Linked DNA regions of Homo sapiens: region 1 is linked to region 2. Evidence: chromatin contacts called from ENCODE Hi-C or POLR2A ChIA-PET data. All regions are on one chromosome and are shown on one strand. Each heading gives the region's core, a stretch centred on a gene start or an enhancer-like site at or near the end of the contact. The rest is flanking DNA. Distances are from core to core; before and after follow the strand shown.

Evidence for each region. Hi-C counts contacts between places; a loop is a spot of excess contacts on that map. ChIA-PET counts read pairs that join two places held with the same protein, here RNA polymerase II (POLR2A). Pooled maps may share reads with other maps.
Region 1: a pooled map shows a loop between it and region 2 (1.9-fold over the local background). The contact joins the enhancer-like site here to the promoter of CFAP263 in region 2. A Hi-C loop is called at or near these places in 4 of 37 single-sample maps with no recorded cell type and 5 of 50 pooled maps. POLR2A ChIA-PET finds 5 or more read pairs at or near these places in 3 of 52 experiments (HEK293, OCI-LY7 and activated CD4-positive, alpha-beta T cell).

Annotation. Positions count from the first base shown.
Region 1 is chr16:58,484,781-58,491,528 of GRCh38, reverse strand. It overlaps a transcript of NDRG4 not described here. Among named protein-coding and RNA genes, the nearest start is that of NDRG4, 12 kb to the left of the region's middle. RefSeq lists an enhancer at 3,538-3,697 and a silencer at 3,607-3,958. Within about 2 kb of position 3,873, at least 5 of the 41 ENCODE cell types and tissues checked have a DNase peak (open chromatin) inside an H3K27ac peak, as active enhancers do.
Region 2 is chr16:58,245,474-58,252,234 of GRCh38, reverse strand. It overlaps CFAP263 (cilia and flagella associated protein 263), which reads right to left and starts at 2,299. Exons shown (of 9, transcript NM_014157.4): 1 at 2,120-2,299. The coding sequence starts at 2,220. It overlaps LOC105371293 (a long non-coding RNA gene), which reads left to right and starts at 2,376. Exons shown (of 4, transcript XR_933630.2): 1 at 2,376-2,568; 2 at 2,831-3,142. RefSeq lists a silencer at 1,989-2,468 and an enhancer at 6,065-6,124.

The DNA of each region.
Region 1 (6,748 bases), core at 2,624-5,123, 240 kb before region 2:
AGATCGCGCCATTGCATTCCAGCCTGGGCAACAAAAGCAAAACTCTGTCTTAAATAAAATGAAAAAAAAAAAAGTGAAAAGGATGGATGCTTTCAGCACTGCAGCTGGAAAAGGAGAATCGTCTGTGAGCGCCACAGCCTGAGAGAGCCAGACTAGCTCTTGAAGACAGAGAGAGGGGGTAGGACTGCATGGGGTGCCACGCTGCAGCATCCAGGAGGCTGTGTCGGGTGTGGGGTGGGGCTTTATTTATTTAGAGACAGAGTCTTACTCTGTCTCCCAGGCTGGAGTGCACTGGTGAGATCTGGGCTCACTGCCACCTCCACCTCCCGGGTTGAAGTGATTCTCCTGCCTCAGCCTCCCGAGTAGCTGGGATTATAGGAGCTCACCACCACATCTGGCTAATTTTGTATTTTTAGTAGAGACAGGGTTTCACCATGTTGGTCAGGCTGGTCTCGAACTCCTGACCTCAAGTGATCCGCTCGCCTCGGCCTCCCAAAGTGCTGGGATTATAGGTGTGAGCCACCATGCCCGGCCGGCTTTTATTTTGTTTTTGAGACAGAGCCTCGCTCTGTCGCCCAGGCTGGAGTGTAGTGGTGTAATCTTGGCTCACTGCAACCTCCACCTCCCAGGTTCAAGTGATTCTCCTGCTTCAGCCTCCCGAATAGCTGGGAGTACAGGCATGCGCCACCATGCCCAGCTAATTTTTATAATTTTAGTAGAGATGGGGTTTCGCCATGTTGGCCAGGCTGGTCTTGAACTCCGGATCTCAGGTGACCCGCCCACCTTGGGCTCCCAAAGTGCTGGGATTACAGGCGTGAGCCAACATGTCTGGCGGGAATGGGGCTTTTGAGGTGCCTTTGGAAAAAGCAGATGTGCCCAGGCCCACAGCATGGGGCCTGTGCTGACTCATGAAAGAGGGAAGAAGCCTCCACAGGATCTGAAACGGAGACCCTCATGCAGGGGTGAGGATGTTATAGTGGCAAACTCTGGTCCTCGTGATGGGTAGATAGAGACACCACCTGCAGTAGGGCCAGGGTGCCCAGAGGGCATGAGGAGGCAGGAGTGTGCCCACTGAGTCAGGGAGGGAGGGGCAGTGAGGGCTGGGCCAGGGTAGGCAGAGAAGGGTGCCCAGCTGAGGTGGGCAGTGGAAGAGACAGGCATGGAAGTTACCAGGCCAAGATGCCCTAGTTCTCCCCATTGTACTGGGGGGCCCTGCTGGACCACAGAGGCACACTCCATACCAGCAGGCAGCACCTCCGTGCGGCTGTCCCGCAACCTGCACACTTCAGCACTTGCGATGGGATGCAGGGGTCCCCAAGGGCCACCATCTGCCCTATCAAAACCTCACAGGAGAACTCTGCTTTCATGCCTCAAAAGACAGGCTGGTAGGCAGGCACAGAGGCTCAGGCCTGTAATCCCAGCACTTAGGAAGGCTGAGGTAGGAGGATCACTTGCACCCAGAAGTTCAAGACCAGTCTGGGCAACAGAGCAAGACTGATCTCTACAAAATGGAAAAATTAGCCAGTTGTGGTGGCACATGCCTAAGATCCTCGCTACTCGGGAGGCTGAGGCAGGAGGATCACTTGAGCCCAGGAAGTTGAGGCTGCAGTGGGCTATGATGGCACTACTGCACTCCAGCCTGGGTGACAGAGTGAGACCCTGCTTCAGAAGAAAAGAAAAAAAAAGAAAGAAAGAAGGAAAAGACAGAAAGAAAGACACAGGCAGGAGTGGGGAGTAGGGGGGCACTTTTTAGAAAGTTCTGAGAAACTTCTTCCTTCTGAGCTGTATCACCATCTGTGGCTTCCACCCAGCCCATGTTTTTACTGAGAGCTATGTGTGCTGTGTGAGGCACTGGGGAGACCTGGGGGTGCAAAACAGAACAGATCTCTGTCCTGGGAACCTGCGGGGCGGGGCAGACACAAACCAGGCTAAGTGACACGGCCAGGGCCAGAGCATGTTGGGGTTTCAATATTAGACCCAGGGGTTAGAGAGGGACTCTCTGAGGAGGGAGCATTTGAGCAGAGGCCTGAATAAAACAAGGAGTGGAGCCAGCCCTGCAAATTTCTGGGCTAGTGTATCCCAAGCAGATGTACTAGGAATATGATGGGCATGTTCAAGGAGGCTAGAGAGAAGTAAGCTGGGAACAGGCGGGGGAGCTGGTGCAGATTGCATCCTGGGTCCCATGTCTGACTGAGATGGCTCGTTAAGCAGAGAAGTGACATGGCTTATTTTTTATTTATTTATGTTTTGAGACAGTCTTGCTCTGTTGCCCAGGCTGGAGTGCGGCGGTGCAGTCTTGGGGTTGAACCTCCCGGGTTCAAGCGATTCTGCCTCCTGAGTAGCTGGGATTACAGGCGCCCACTACCACGCCCGGGCTAATTTTTGTATTTTTAGTAGAGACAGGGTTTCACCATGTTGGCCAGGCTGGTCTCAAACTGCTGACCTCAGGTGATCTGCCCACCTCGGCCTCCCAAAGTGCTGGGATTATAGGTGTGAGCCACCATGCCCAGCTCATGGCTTATTTTAAAAGGGTACAGAGCGAAGGCAGAAGCAAAAAGACCAGCAAGGAGGCTTCTGCAAGCATCCTGGGGTAGCAGCTGATGGAGGCTCAGACCAGGGAGCAAGTAAACTTAGAATAAAGGGCTTGAAAAATGTGCAGTCACCACCCCACCAGGGCAGCTTATCCGTGGCTGCCCTCGGATAAGCCAGGCCTTATCAGTTAACTCAAGGTTCTGTCTGGAAGATAACACTGTACTCTTCCTGGGGGCAGGACTGCAACCTCATGTGGTTGGATCCCTGGATCCCTGGCTGGCTGCACAGTTCCAATCCTGGCTGCTCAGTAGCTCCTGGGCTCCCCTCCTGGTGATGGGAGGCTGGGGAGGCAGGGCAGGGCAGACTACAGTGCCCTGCAGATTTGAGGGGCTGGGCTCCTGGCCTCCCCATCTGTAAAAGAAGGGGGTCCGGGCAGCATAACTTGCAGGGACCCCAGCCCTGATGCCTCAGAATCCAACAAGCAGGGAACCCACACTTTTTGAAAGTGGTTTGTGTCACAGTCACCAGTATGACGGCACTGGGAGGGAGGGAAAGGGAAGGTGGACAGGGTGTTGTCACAACAAAAAAGGGTGGCATGAAAGTCACTCTGGCCTCTAATGCCTTGTCCCTTGACGGAGGGGTCTTTGGGACAAAATCATAACCTGTGATGCCTCTGTCCCACTGCCCCGGGTGGCACTGTTGGTTAGACTTGCCCAGGTGCCGCAGAGGCTTGGGAGGCAGATAAGGAAAAGAGCGCACAGACGGAGGAGCAGCATGCCCTGCTGGAGCCAGCACTTGGGGCTCCTGGGCTGTCCAGAAACAGGGGTTGATATGGCCTCATTCCCCACTAGCTGTGTGACCTTGGCCAACTGGGTTCACCTCTCTGTGCCTCGGTTTTCTCGTCATTAAAGCCGGGATAACTCTCCTGTGGCGCCTTTAGCCTCAAAGACGGCTGAAGCCACCGTGAGGCTGGCTGGGTCTGGGTGGCACTCAGGCCTGCCGGAACTCCCCCCACAGGCAGGGACAGGGCTTCTCGGTGTGGCTGGCCCTAGGGAGGGTCGGCTGCAGGAAAGGCACGCGGTCTCCCTCTTGGCCACGAGGTGGCGCGCTCGGCCCTAAGACCTCAAAGGCGCGACTCCAACTCACCAGCTCGGTGGCGTCCTGGCCCCGGAGCAGCGGCTTCTCCTCAGGGAATCGCAGCTCCTGCAGCCCGGCCATGGTCACGTCGTGGAGCAGGAGGCCTAGGGAGGGAGGGCGAGGTTGAGGCCTGCTGCGGCGGGGACGCCCGGGCGGAGAAGGACAGCGCAAGTCGGGGCTGGGGCGGGAGCGCGGAAACCAGATGCACTGTCCCCCTGGCCCCCAAGCGCAGCCCACTCAGGCACTTAGGGCCCCCAGGCCTCCGTCTGCAAGACCCGCCTGTCTGGCTTGGGGGATACCATTATAGTATTTGTTTTTCCGTTTTTCTTTTTTTTTTTTTTACACGGAGTCTCACTCTGTCACCCAGGCTGGAGTGCAGTGGCGTAATCTTGGCTCGCTGCAACCTTCGCCTCCTGAGTTCAAGTGATTCTCCTTCCTCAGCCTCCCAAGTAGCTGGGATTACAGGTGCACACCACCACCTTGCTAATTTTTGTGTTTTTTAGTAAAGACGGGGTTTCACCATGGTGGTCAGCCTGGTCTCAAACTCCTGACCTCAAGTGATCCACCCGTCTTGGTCTCCCAAAGTGTTGAGATTTCAGGTGTGAGCCACCATGCCCAGCCTATTATTTGCTCTTAAAAATTAAAACGTTTCCAAATAAAACAGAAAAGCAACGTCATGATTCCTAAAACAATTACATGCAACATTCTGCCTTTATTGAGAAACAGAAGGGCACGTGCAGGGAGGCCAAACACAGGGTCAGACGCAGACAGAAGTCCCCTGCCGAGGGCCTCTGGTGTCTGAAGGGGACAGTGGGGTTCTGGAGGATAGAGAGACTGGAGAGGAACAGAGCTGAGAGCTCCCCAGAGGGCTCCCAGGACAAGCCTCTGTGAAGATGGGCCAGGGAGGGGTGGGTGGGAGTAGAGGCCCTGGTGGTGTGGCAGGCCGAGTGATGTTGAAAGAGGGGGTGCAGGTCTCAGTTCAGGCCACCAACAGGGAGGGGTGATACACAGGGGCTGCTCAGCTGCCAGAGGGTGGGCCCGGGCCCTAATTGCTGGGAAACCCCAGGGGTTTCTGAACCTCAGAGGAAGAATGGGTCATACATGCAGGCGTGTGTGTGTGTGTGTGTGTGTGTGTGTGTGTGTGTGTGTGTGTGTGTGTAGGAGCCAGTGGTGAGGGAAGGAAGACAGAGGGTCCCAGGACCCCACAATTCCTCTAGGAATGGCACCACCATCCCTCAACTTCAGGATGGCAGAGGTCAGAATGCACCAAGAGAAAAACTAGCCAAGGACATAATCTAGAAATTCATAAAAGAATTTAAATTGGCCAGTACATACATGGAAAAATATTCAAGCTCACTAGAAGTCAAAGAAATTTAAATTAAGATACTTTTTTTTTTTTTGGCCAGGCACAGTGGCTCATGCCTATAATCCCAGCATTTTGAGAGGCTGAGGCCGGAGGAGTGCTTGAGCCCAGAGGTTCAGGACCAACCTGGACAACATAGCAAGGCCCCATCTCTACGAAAAAAATAAAGTAGCTGGGTGTGGTGGTGAGAGCCTGTGGTCCCAGCTACTCAGGAGGCTGAGGTGGGAGGATCACTTGAGACCAGGAGTTCAAGGCTACAGGGAGCTATGATTGCACCACTGCACTCCAGCCTGAGTGACAGAGCAAGACCGTGTCTCAAATGAATGAATGAATGGATAGCTCTTTCTTTTTTTGCCAATGGCATTGGCAAAGTTTACACCGCTAGCGAAGGTGCACTGAAACAGGCACCTTCTTATATGGCTTGTAAGTATATAAATGGACATATCTTTCTGGAGGGCAGTTTTACAAATGAATTAAAACTATTTAAAAGGTTCATACTCTCAGACTCAGCAATCCTCTCCCGTGGAGAAATTGCCTAAGGAAACCAGAGATGGCAACAAATAATTTATCTATAAGAATTCTTACCACAGTGCCATTTATAACACAGAAAAAAATTGGAAGAAAATGTCCATCAATAGGGTACAAGATAAACTGTGTGTCAATAATAAAATATTATTTAATATAATGGGAAAATTCCTGTTACAATAAATGAAAAAGCAGGCCTGGGTCCCTGTGCACGTGCCATGCTGGAGTCCCGGCTCCCAGTGGTTTCCGAGGAAACCAGCTAACACAATGCAGATGGGCTGTATTTTTAGAAAGGCATCCTCAAGGCTCTCCCGCTCCCATTTCCATCCTTTCAGATGTGTGCACACTCACCCATCCATCCAGGGTGTGGGGGCTGGGAGAGCTGAAAGAGGGGTCCCCTCCTTGGAAAACTCTTCCGCATCAGGACATTTTAGCCACCTGCCTTCCTGAACACCCATCTCAATTAAACCCCTTAGTAGCCCTGGGGTATCCCTGTAGCCCCCCTCCCCCGGCCTGTTATGAAACCACCCTGGACACCATCCTCCCCAAGGCCCATGCTATTAAAAGGGCTGAGAGTGGGCAGTGCAGGGACAGATGGCCTGTGACGGAGGTGGTGGCGGGGAAGGGGGCAGAGAGAGACCTCATCATCCAGAGAACCGGGAATGTCTCAGCCCATGAAAAACAGACAGTCCAGGGCTTGGCTGGAGTTGTGGGGCTCCACAAGAAAGACGCCAGAGCAGACATTTCCACAGCACGGTGGCAGAGAAGTTTCTTCTAAAGAAAGTTATGGGCCGGGCGTGGTGGCTCATGCCTGTAATCTCAGCACTTTGGGAGGCCAAGGCAGGTGGATCACGAGGTCAGGAGTTAAGAGACCAGTCTGGCTAACCTGGTGAAACCCCGTCTCTACTAAAAATACAAAAAAATTAGCTGGGCATGGTGGTGGGTGCCTGTAGTCCCAGCTACTCGGGAGGCTGAGGCAGGAGAATGGCGTGAACCTGGGAGGCAGAGCTTGCAGTGAGCCGAGATTGCGCCACTGTACTCCAGCCTGGGGACAAAGCGAGACTCCATCAAAAAAAAAAAAAAAAAAAGTAAGTTATGATTTTTTTTAAGAAGCTGTGTGATAAGTTATAAGAAAATGAGAGTCCTACTAATGAAGCCTGGCTAAGGTCTCCAAGGAGTTAAGTAGCACAG
Region 2 (6,761 bases), core at 1,050-3,549:
CCATGCCTGGCTAATTTATAATTTTTTTTGTAGAGGTGGTATCTTGCTATGTTGTCAAGGCTGGCCATGAACTCCTGGCCTAAAGTGATCCTCCCACCTTGGTTTCCCAAAGTGCTGAGATTATAGGCAATAATAGCCACTGTGCCCAACCTGAATTACTATATTCTTGAAGTTAAACACACCCACAATCTTCAGATGTTTCCTTTGGTTTGTTTTTCAGTTCTTTTATTTTCAGTACCCAATAGATGAAAAGTATCAACCAGAAGTTTATCATAAACTCTGGAAAACTTTGAACAGAGGAAGAGATAACATACCTAGTTTATCCTGTATATGCCAAGGTTATAACCTTTTTAACTTCTTAACTTCTCATACGTGTGTATGTGTGTGTGTGTTACACACACATATGTATGTATATGTATATGAGAGAGAGAACAGCTTTGATGTTTTCATGTGTTATTAATCTATTAGGTTGGTACAAAAGTAATTGCAGTTTTTGCTATTACTTTTAATAATTCCTGTTTGGCTGAATTTTAAGACTAGTGGGGCCAGGTGTGGTGGCTCACACCTGTAATCCCAGCACTTTGGGAAGCCGAGGCAGGTGGATCACCTGAGGTCAGGAGTTCGAGACCAGCCTGATCAACATTGTGAAACCCCATCTCTACTAAAAGTACAAGAATTAGCTGGGTGTGGTGGCAGGTGCCTGTAATCCCAGCTATTCAGGGGTCTGAGGCAGGAGAATCACTTGAACCTGGGAAGCAGAGGTTGCAGTGAGCCGAGATCATGCCATTGTACTTCAGCCTGGGCGACAGAGCGAGTGAGATTCCGTATCAAAAACAAAACAAAACAAAACAAACTAGTGGAAAAAGCTGAATGGAAAACACAATCTATCAAAGTAGCTTGCTTTTTCAGCATAGAGCATGCTCCAGGTGTATGTAGTCTGTGGAGTCACACCTGAGTTTGAATCCCAGCACTACCACTGACTGTGTGAACTTAGGGAAGTGACTTCACCTCTGCGTCTTTGTTTCCTTACCCACTTCCTAGGGTTGCAGTGTCATCATATAAGATCATATATGTAAATGCATGGTACATAGAAACACTCAAAAATGAGAGCTGTTAGTAATAATACCTCAGTTCTGACCTAAAGTATTTGTAGATGTATAGAAGTAACATCTATTCAGCTGCTAGAGCTAGGATATTCTGTGCAAGACCAGTAAGTTGTACAACTAATCTTAACTACATCATGGAATCTTTATATCCAATTTACTTGCTATAGTAGAATATATAAAGCAGACTGCAAAATAAAATAAAACAAAATAAACGCAGACTATCGGGCCATTCTTTACTGTCCATCTCCATGCTTATATCCAGGTTCAGGCACACATTGCCTCATACTAAAACCATCTCAATAGCTTGCTTTCTATTCTGCTGCCGTGTTAGTTTTATCATATAATTTTTTTTTTTTTTTTTTTTGAGACTTAGTCCCTCTCTGTTGCCCAGGCTGGGGTGCAGTGGCACAATCTCGGCTCACTGCAACCTCCGCCTCCCAAGTTCAAGTGATTCTCCTGCCTCAGCCTCCAGAGTAGATGGGATTACAGGCACGCGCCACCACGCCTGGCTAATTTTTGTATCTTTAGTAGATACGGGGTTTCACCATGTTGGCCAGGCTGGTCTCGAACTCCTGACCTCAAGCGATCCGTCCGCCTCGGCCTCCTAAAGTGCTGAGATTACAGGCGTGAGCCACCGCGCCCAGCCTTATCATAGAATCTTAGCATCAGAAAAGGGCTTAGAAGTCACCTGGTCCAAATTGCTGCTGTAGAATTGTGGATCGGCTAAGCACACCGTCTGGCATGAGAGAGACTCCTCCGGCTGAAACCCTCACTTCCCCAATTACCCTCTGGGCTTCTCACCACCGGCCCCATCCCCTCGCCCTACCACCCCGTTCTAGCTCCACCAACAGCTTGTTGGCTCAGTGGTGGTGGAGTAAGGAGTAAAGAGGAAAAGTCTCCCCAGTGCTCAGTGAGGGCTTGGATCTTCTCCATGCTGGTCCCCAAGTCCGAGGCCGCCCGGAGAGGAGGGCCTAGGAGGAAGAGGGGCGGCCCCCAGGCGCGGGCGGCGGTACCTGAGCTCCTCCACCAGCCCGCACAGCTGGATAACAGGCAGCTCCAGCTCCGACCCTTCATGGGAGTCGGAGAGGACGCTCTCGGACTCATCATCAGTCATCACTCTGCCGAAGCGGCCCCTGCCAATGCCGTGTGCCCAGGAGCTCCGGGTGCCGGCGGCCACGCGTCACTCCGGCTGCGACGCGGTGGCGCGTTGCCCGGGCGACCGGACGCGAGGAAAGGGGTGGGGCTTCCGGTGGCCCCTCCCCGCGCTGCCCCGCCTGTCTCCGTGCGGACCCAGCCAGGTTGCTGGCTTTGAGCGCACACCTAAGCGCGTTCAGTTTCACTTCTTTAACAATAACTCTTAAATTGATAGTAATAATAGCAGCTGCTGTTTCTCAGCCCTTACTGTGTCCTTGGCAGCGTGTTAAGCATAGTTTATGAAAACCTTCGCCACAACCTTGTAATGGTATCTATCAATCTCTCCATTCTCCCAATAAGGAAACTGGGGCCTAGAAAATTAACACGATTTATCATAGTGTCCTTCTTCCCCTGTCCCACTGGGAGGCCCCTGCTCTGTTCACCACCTGGTGCTTCCTACATGCTAACAGCAGCTCCTCTCAGATATTAACATCCTGCATTTCTGGAAGGAAAAAAACGTGGCTGATAAAAATGGGTATACATTCAAGAGACATCCCTAAATAGTTACTGAATATCTACTGTGTCCTTAGTATCCTAGGGGGAATGTCTGGAAAAGACCATTCTGATCTTCAAGGAGCTTCCAATTAAATGAGTGAAACAGCCTCTAAACAAGCCGCTGGAACCTGGGGTGATGACAGCAACATCATGCGTCACACTGTGCATCGTAGTCATCTCCTTAAATCCTCAAAACAATCTGGTACAGTTGGTATTATTGCCGTCATCTTACAGATCAGAAAACCAAGGAATGGAGTAGCTTAGGTTCCATTCCACTCAAGAATGGAATCAAGCTCCGGTGGAACCCAAAGTCCATGCTGTTAACTTCTACGCTGATGTGGGACATGGTAAGGATCAGGGAGGCAACACAGGAGCTCTCTCTCTGCTCCCCATGGGGATGAAAGAGGACAGAGGGCAGGACGGGGAGACTTCTCCTAGGGAGGGTGAACTCTGGATGTGCTTAGAAAGCAAGCTGTGATGAAGTGCTTGGGGAGCGGGTCAGCCCCCTTCCCCTGCAAGGGGCATGCATTAGCATTGACAGGCACTCCCTGGATCTGAGGGAGGGTTTTTGTTTTGCTGCTCAGGGTGCACAAGGTTGGGGCCAGAATAGAATCACTGGAGATGACAGCAGAGAGCTGGAGCCCTACCACCTTCTCTCTGGTGGTAGGCCTCTTTAGGTTCTAGGGACAATGCAGACCACATTTAGCAATACTTAATATGTCCATATACAAGGTGACACAAATGGATGCTATCCCCAGGTGACATAAATAGATGCCAGCTCCAAGTGAACCCAGAGCAAGAATGGGCTCTGTAGCAATTCGAGGCTATGATGCAAACAGCCCTGCCAACTGGGCTGTGTGATACAACAGACTCTATGGCATTGGGGGTGTCAGTGGTGAAAAAAGATGCAGCAGGAATCTTAAAGCAAGACCCAGCAGGAGAATCACAATAAAGGACCCAGGATTCTGAAACAAGACCATACAATCCACAGCAGAGAATTACGTGTCTTTTGAGAAATAACTCCTGGCCTGTTACTATACCCTGGTAGAGACAGAACGCTGGATATATGGGGTACCAAGTGACCATGCATCCAGTCCTGCCCTCTACCAGCTGAGTTATTAAGCAGGACAGGCCCAGCCTCAGTCCATTGCAAATGGAAATGGTTAATCCAGCATTGGGCTCCAGCAGGACCAGAAAGCATGAGTAAGCTGCATGAGCAGGTAGCCCAGACCAACATGGCACCCACCACATTTGCACCAGGATCCCTCCCCCAGCTCAAATTTATCACTATATTTGCAGGGGCTTGGGGAGTTCATGACCACCTGGAAGAGAAGGCAAAGGCTTGAGCTCAGTTTACAGATGGGCTGGCTTGGAAGCCAAAAATGGACAGTGGCTGCATTACAACCACTTCACGAAAGGTAGTGAAAGACAGTAGAGAGGGAAAGCTTCCCAACTGGCAGAGTTGTGAGTGGTGGTGTGGCTGGTCATCTATTTTGTGTGGAGAGAGAAATGGCCCCAGGGGACACATCTAATTGGAAACTCTGTTCTTTTTTTTTTTTGGAAGGGAGAGTTTATTTTTACTTTTTTGAGACAGGATCACACTCTGCTGCCCAGGCTGGAGTGCGGTGCAGTGGCACGATCATAGATCAATGCAGCCTTGAATTCCTGGGCTCAATCAATCTTCCTACCTCACCTTCCAGAGTTGCTGGGACTACAGATGCATGCCACCATGCCTGGCTAATTTTTTTTTTTCTTTCTCTCTCTGTTTTTTGTTTTGTTTTGTTTTTTGTTTTTTGTTTTTCTGTAGAAATGGGGGTCTCGCTATGTTGCCCATGTTAGTCTGGAACTCTACCCTTCAGCGCTCCTCCTGCCTTAGCCTCTCAAAGTGTTGGGATCACAGGCATTAGCCACTGTACCTGGCCTAATTGGCATCATGGACTCAAAGACTCCCGATCAGGCTGGCTGGAACTTTGTTAGCGCCGTGCTTTGATCTGGGATGCCTGCTCCCTGGCCCTCACTCCGTCCTCTCCCAGATGTCATCACAGTGGGAGGCTGTCCTTGTCTACTCCAGCTTCCTCTCCTTTGTCCATCACAGACGATTTCCCCAAGAAAGAGATCTCTTCATGTCTAATTTTATCTTGGTTTGGAGGACTCAAACCAACACAAAGAATAAATTTCAATCTTAAAGATATTATTCTAATTTGGTAACATATTACATGTATGAACTAAAGTTTGCATTTGCCAAACAAAAATATTGTTTGGATCACCTTGCTGGTCAAGCTGCTTTACATGTTTTAAAAATTGTGGTTAAAAAATACATAACATGGCCGGGCGCAGTGGCTCACACCTCTAAATCCTAGCACGTTGGGAGGCTGAGGCAGGTGAAAAGAAAAAGAAAAAAATAATAACATAAAATTTACCATCTTTTTTTTTTAGATGGATTCTCACTCTTGTCGCCCAGGCTGGAGGGCAATGGTGTGATCTCAGCTCACTGCAACCTCCACCTCCTGGGTTCAAGCGATTCTCCTGCCCGAGCCTCCCGAGTAGTTGGGATTACAGGCACCTGCCACCATGCCTGAGTAATTTTTTGTATTTTTAGTAGAGACGGGGTTTCACCATGTTGGTCAGGCTGTTCTCAAACTCTTGACCTCGTGATCCACCCGCCTTGGCCTCCCAAAGTGCTGGGATTAGAGGTGTGAGCCACCGCACCCGGCCTGTAAAATTTACCATCTTAACCACTTCTTTTTTTTTTTTTTGAGATGGAGTCTCGCTCTGTCGCCCCGACTGGAGTGCAGTGGCGCGATCTCGGCTCACTGCAAGCTCCCCTTTCCGGGTTCATGCCATTCTCCTTCCTCAGCCTCCCGAGTAGCTGGGACTACAGGCACTCGCCACCACGCCCAGCTAATTTTTTGTATTTTTAGTAGAGATGGGGTTTCACCGTGTTAGCCAGGATGGTCCTGATCTCCTGACCTCGTGATCCACCCGCCTCGGCCTCCCAAAGTGCTGTGATTACAGGCGTGAGCCACAGCGCCCAGCCCATCTTAACCACTTCTAAGTGTACAATACAGTAGTGTTAAGTATGATCACATGGTTGTGCAACCAATCCCCAGAACTTTTTTATCTTGCAAAATGGAAACTCTATATTCATTATAAAACTCTATACCTGCTTCCCCCTCCCTCCAGTCCCTGGCAACCACAGTTCTACTTTCTGTCTCTATGAATTTGACTACTCTAGGTACCTTACATTAGCAGGGTCATATACTATCGTCTTTTTGTGACTGGCTTATTTCACTTAGCATGTCTTTAAGGTTCATTTGTATGGCAGCATGTGTCAGAATTTCCCTTCTTTTTAAGGCTTAATAATATTCTGTTGTATAGATACACCACTTTTGTTTATCCATTCATCCATTGATGGACATCACTGCCTTAATTTTTTATTTATCTATTTATTTATTTATTTATTTATTTATTTATTTTGTGAGATGGAGTCTCACTCTGTTGCCCAGGCTGGAATATAATGGTGCCATCTAGGCTCACTGCAACCTCTGCCTCCCTGGTTCAAGCGATTCTCCTGCCTCAGCCTCCTGAGTAGCTGAGATTACAGGCACATGCCACCACACCCAGCTAATTTTTGTATTTTTAGTAGAGACGGGGTTTCACCATGTTGATCAGGCTGATCTCGAACTCCTGACCTCGTGATCTGCCTGCCTTGGCCTACCAAACTGCTAGGATTGCAGGTGTGAGCCACCGCGCCCGGCCACTGCCTTAGCTTTTAAACACAAATTAAAATTCCAAAAAAGTCACACGGAATAACAAAACTGAAGTAACTCAAGTTCCATTTCTTTGTCTTTGCAATCACTGCACTATCATCACTTATTTTGAACCATTGTTCAAATGCAAGAATATATTATACCACAGGAGCTGGAGATGAGAACTTTACCCAAAACAAGCCCAAACTTTTCCAAA